Linked DNA regions of Homo sapiens: region 2 is linked to region 1. A link is a loop called in an ENCODE intact Hi-C map of the cell type or tissue named here. Cell type or tissue: K562. All regions are shown on one strand. Links, peaks and the distances in the headings refer to the core of each region. The heading gives the core; the rest is flanking DNA. Region 1 overlaps CNTNAP2 (contactin associated protein 2). Region 2 overlaps CNTNAP2 (contactin associated protein 2).

Region 1 (2,924 bases), core at 129-2,628:
AGTTAATGAAATCTCTGTTGACTTAATTTCTAAAATTGGAGTAAGTCCATCTTTTCTAATGCAGTTTGTGTATGTTAAATGGAAATACAAAAAAAAATCTAGCATAGTCTATGACCCAATAAAACGGTAGTTTTCTTCCTTCATTCCCAATTCCCTTCTCTTTCTTAAAAGCAAAAAATAAAATAGCAGATGTCAGGATCAGTACCAACAGGCTCTTTGGGACTATGGTTTCTTTCCATTGATTTGTAGTTCAACCCATTAAGCATATTCTCAGCACCTAGTATATTCCCAGCATGCAGCATGGCTGTTGCCTCCATGAGCCCAGTCCAGTAGAAGAAAGACCATCAGTCATACAGATATGAACCAAGTGCCCATTGAAGTATAAGCTTGTGCTGTGGGAGCACAGAAAAGTAGGGGAATGAATAATCCTGAGGAGGAAAGAGTGGATCAGAGCAGTCTCACAAAGGCATTTGAGCTGTTCCTTCAAGGTTTCCATGGTGGAGGGGGGAGGATCACATTAGCTTATTTATTTTTTACTACAGAGATTCAACATTTGCCCTTCATAAAAATTATACAGAAAATATGTTAAGAAAATAAGTTCTAAGCCATCAAGCCCATCTGATCTGAAACAGAAAAAGACTCATAATGAATATGTCAACACTTCCACATTTTTCATTTGTTTTCTAAAGCAATTTCATCTGCAAATGAATTATGCACTCCAGGGCTAGACAGTACCTCCATTCCTACACTCCAGAAAAATGTGTTTACTTCGTTTTACATTTCATGCAGCTCAGTGGGAAGGCAGTTGCAATGCAATTTCTGATCCAGTTTAGGGTTTGAGATGTCAGTCCTCTCTTTCTTTCTCCAGAATACGGCTAAAGCTTGTAAGACCAAGGTTGGGAGTTCACTTTTTTTTCCTCCAAGTGCATTAAATACATAAATCACCTCTCAAGAAAGAACATAAGGTTCCTGGATTTCTATTTTGTCTGGCATGAAAACTAAAGTCCAATCTGCAAAGCATCATACTGTTATATCCATCTGCAGTGCACTAAAATCACTCTCAAAGATTGTAACTCTTGGAGCAAATTTTTAGCACAATGGGCAGAGCGGGTTGTTTCTTGCCCAGGTAACTGAAGCAGGTTCTTATCTCACCTAAATTCATCTTCTGTCTGAAAAGTAAGTGTATCTCAACATGCGGTTTGAGGTTCTGAAGGGTTCCACGCTGCCCTTCCACTCAGGCAGGGAGAAGTCAGTCCTGGGATTGAGTCTGAAGATTTTGATGGACATGGTCCTGGAGCGAGTTCGGAGCTAGTGTTAAAATGCCCTCTAGTGGTCATTAGCTGTAACCAGTGAGCGTAGGGAAGGGAAAATCTTGTGAAACTGGCTTGGGTGTGGTTTTCTATAAACACCGACCAAAACCAGAGTCCTAGGTTATAGCGCGGGTTACTTGCATCTGTCGCGGATACCGCGATGGCGGTAGGACTTGGTATTACTTATAGAAATGGAAGCTTGCCGTTGCATTCAAAGGGTACAATCCAGGGATTTTTCTTACGCTTTCACATCTCACTGCTCTGTCCCTGAGCCCTGGGCACACACGAGAGTTTCAAGAAGTGTTGACTGAGTGACTGAATACGTGAAGGAATCCAGTTTATGAATCATGGATTCTGTGCACATTCAATGAGCTTGGCTATTTGAAAGTGCACAAATTCTTCCTGCTTTCTGAAGTATTAAATATATTTGATTTGCATCCTTTCCCCAGTGGTCGCTTGGTGAGCTAATAATTGCCTTTCCTCTTATATCTTTGAGCTGAGGAAATATAATCAAAATGTTAAGGAGAGGGGCAACAAACCCCCCCTTTGTGGGTAGAAGAGAAGGTCTGGGCTGGCAGCTCAAGAGAAAAGATGAAGAAAGGACATCCAAAAAGAAGTGGAAGTCAGAGAATGAATAAAACACATGAGCGAATGGCTGCCATCCTATCCGAGCATCCTTCCTGATATTGTCACCCAGGGCCACCAGCAGAGGTTACATGGTGAGAACAGACAGTAGAAATCAGCCCACTCCACCGATCTGACTCCTGGTCTCCTGGGGAAATGGCATTAGGATCTAGGTTACCAACATCATAGCTTCTGCCAGGGCTTGTGTGCTTAACCCCAACAGTGGAACACCACAAATGCACAGGGGCAGTAGCCTCCAACATCCTGACCATCTCTGAGAACCTGTCCTGCTAGCAGAGGGGACAGAGGCTGTACAAATCAGAAAGTTGACGTATTAGTCCATTTTCACGCTGCTGATAAAGACGTACCTGAGACTGCGTAATTTACAAAAGAAAAGGGTTTAATGGAAAAGTCACGGTTCCACATGGCTGGGGAAGTCTCACAATCATGGTGGAAGGCAAGGAGGAGCAAGTCACATCTTACGTGGATGGAGGCAGGCAAGAGAGAGAGCGCTTGTGGAGGGGAATGCCTCTTTTTAAACCCGTCAGATCTCGTGAGACTTATTCACTATCACAAGAACAGCATGAGAAAGACTGGCCCCCATGATTCGATTACTTCCCACCAGGTCTCTCCCACAACACTTGGGAATTCAAAATGAGATTTGGGTAGAGACACAGCCAAACCATATCAATGGATAAAAGGAAATGTAATGTCAACTAAAGACAAAAAAAAAAGAAAAAAGAAAAAAAAAACTTTTGAAGAATTAAAGTTGGTTTTATTTAGAAGTCTTATTGGGGACTGTAGACTGAGGCCTACAACCCACAAGCAGTCTTTTACAGAGGTTTTATGAGACTGCGCCAGCACAGTATTTTAGCCCACTGTGTATATATAGGTGCTAGGGGTTTAGCATGTGCAAAGTTATATGAAACTTGTTTAGACATTATATTAAAGTAGAACTACGTTAAGGTTTGGGTGTAAGGGTATATCTGG
Region 2 (2,924 bases), core at 245-2,744, 1.0 Mb before region 1:
GGACTCCATTCTTGACTTAATAAATCTAAATTCTTCAACTGTCATTCTCTCCCAAGACACTTCACCCTTTGGGGACTATGCTGCATTTTCCCATTCTTGCTCTTTGTACATTTCATCCTGGGTCTGGCAAGACCTATTTCAAATATACAAAGTTATCTGATACACACAGGAACCCAACCTACTCTCCACAGAGTGTGGAAGGGTTAAAGAAAAGCCACTTCTGAACATCTCCGCTTTATCAGCTCCCGTTGGGAGATCAGGGGCCAGCAGCCTTCATTAGCCAATAAAAAGAAAATGACGTTTCTTTGCAAGGAGTAGACTTTACTAAGCACCCTATATGTTAAAAAAATATATATTAAATGTTAGTTTTTGTCTCCAAAATAGATATATAATTCTCAGATTTCCTTGTAATTTTCTCTTAATGGCTGATTAAATCTTGACAATATAAAGCAGTCCAGTCATCCACCCATTCACTGGACAAATATTTCTTCCATGTAAATGCCAGGCACCAGTTTAGGTCCTGATGATACACCAATGAACAAGAAAGATGAAGTGATGATCCACCAGGAACTTACATTTTAGTGGGAGAGATACACATAACAAATAGGTAGATGATATGATAAGCAGGGTAAGTAGATGGAGAGCAGATTTTTAAGACTTCTGTGAGCTAAGACCTGATTGAAGAGAGGTTGTAATTTTGTGGTGTCAGCATGATCAGGCCAAGTAATCACTTCCTATTGCCCATATATTTTTTAATCATTTGTTTAAAAATATAATGCAAAGAGATAGTTCTCAGACTGTTTTCTCATATAGAAGATACTTATTTCTTAGATTCTTAGTACTACTCATTTTAATAAGCTATATGAGTCCACAACATTAAAAAATTTACTCTAGAAAGTAAAGCTGGGTAAAGTGACCTCAGTGTAGAAAACTTTTATTATATGGCCACAAAAGGCACTGAAAACGAAATTTCTAGAGGGCCTTAGGGGATTAAAAGGGAAATGTTTAGAAGACATTAAACCTCTGGAGGTTTAATTTTGCAACTTCCCCAAATACTTAGACGACTTCAAAAATAATTTTGCTTTTGTCTAAACTCAGAAATTATATTGTTCTTTTTTGCCCTTGCTGGCCCTCAGAAGAGTATTAATTCTCATTTTGGGAAGGAATTATTTTAATCATGCCATTAAATGAGAGGAAAATATCCCTTTTCTAAAAAAATAAAAAATTAAAAATAAAAACCTCGGTGTAAAGTGGAATTCTCTAGAGAATGCATTGTGCACAAAATGACCTTCCTCAGTGTATTACTGGGATGGAGGGAGTCGTCTCTCTGTGGGGTAGCAAATAAGCCCTGTGGCCCCCTCAATCCACCTCAGCCTCCACAGAGCATCAGTTGCTGTTTCATCCCGGGTTGGTCCAGACAGCCACTGCCAGTCCACTAGAGGGAGCACTTGAGAGGAAACCCATTTGCTTTCATTGATCTAGATCTCAAATAAAATTTCATCTTAGAGGCTGGGCGCGGTGGCTCATGCCTGTAATCTTAGCACGTCGGGAGGCCAAGGTGGGTGGAGCACGAGGTCAGGAGTTCAAGACCAGCCTGGCCAACCTGGTTGAAACCCCCATCTCTACTAAAAATACAAAAGTTAGCGTGGCATGTTGGCAGTAAGCTGAGATCATGCCACTGCACTCCAGCCTAGGCAAAAGAGTAAGACTCTGTCTCAAAAAAAAAAAAAAAAAAAAAAAATTTCATTGTAGAATAAAATCCAATTCCTTTCAGCTTTTATCTTCAAATTTTGGTCATTGTTTGCATTAGTCATTGTTCTTCAGGAAAACAGAACCAATAGGATATATGTATCTGTGTGTGTGTATACACATATATATGCACACATGTATATATTTATATATACAAATATATGCATGCATATATATTTACATATACACATATTTACAATTCTGTAAAATCTTATATATAAATAAGACTCACACATACACATATAACGTGCATATATATATACACATATATATGGCATATATATATATACATATATATGGCATATATATATATACACACATATATATGGCATATATATGAGATTTATTTTAAAGAAGTGACTCATGTAATTATGGCAGATAGCATATCCAAAATTTGCAGGTGGGCCAGCACGTTGGAGGCCCAGGGAAGAAAGACTACTGCAAATCAAATCTGAAGGCTTGTCTGCTCACTAAATATCCTCTTGCCTGGGGAGGTCAACCTTTGGTTCTGTTCAGGCCTTCAGCTGATTGGATGAACTCTCCTCCCTCTACCCTCACCTCAATAAGAAGGATGTCTTAGTTTCTCCAGGCTTCTATAACAAAATAGCATGCAACAGAAATGTATTTCTCACAGTTCTAGAGGCTGGGCAGTCCAAGCTGCTGGCAGATTCAGTGTCTGGTGAGGTCCCATTTCTTGGTTAGTAGAGAGTTGTCTTTTTGCTGTGTCCTCATACGATGGAAGAGGCAAGCCAATTCTCTGGGCCTCTAAGGGCATTAATTACACTCATGAGGGTTCTGTTCTCATAATCTAATCGCCTCCCAAGAGTCCTGCCTCCTAATATCACATTAGTGACTAGGCTTCCACATATGAATTTTAGAGGTACGCAAACATTCAGATCATAGCAGAAGGTGATTTGCTTTACTAAAAATCAGCAACTTAAATGTAAATCTCATCCTAAAATAACCTCACAGAAATATCCAGAGTGATGTCTGACCACCATGGCCTAACCAAGTTACAAGATAAAATCAAACATCATGCTGTTTCTGTATAGTGACACTAAAAATAGTTGCTAAAAACTTGTATGACAAAATAGAAAAATGAAAGAAAGGCAAATTATTTTGGAAAGTTACAGTAAAGAACATAATCTAAACCCAACAAAAAAGTTTCTGAGACT

Evidence for each region. A loop is a pair of places that touch in the nucleus more often than their neighbours do. Peaks named below come from ENCODE experiments on the same cell type or tissue, not always from the same donor. Only the 100,000 strongest peaks of a DNase experiment are listed, where the experiment ranks them.
Region 2: it touches region 1 in a loop (5-fold over the local background); 7 of 110 quality-filtered maps call a loop at or near these places.

What each region holds. Positions count from the first base shown.
Region 1 is chr7:148,241,133-148,244,056 of GRCh38, forward strand. The region is part of intron 20 of CNTNAP2 (contactin associated protein 2); the gene reads left to right. Among named protein-coding and RNA genes, the nearest start is that of C7orf33, 350 kb to the right of the region's middle. In K562, for the core only: a CTCF peak has its summit at 1,327 (motif pointing left); a DNase peak (open chromatin) is centred at 1,339.
Region 2 is chr7:147,244,045-147,246,968 of GRCh38, forward strand. The region is part of intron 8 of CNTNAP2 (contactin associated protein 2); the gene reads left to right. Among named protein-coding and RNA genes, the nearest start is that of MIR548F4, 130 kb to the right of the region's middle. In K562, for the core only: a CTCF peak has its summit at 1,439 (motif pointing right); a DNase peak (open chromatin) is centred at 1,427.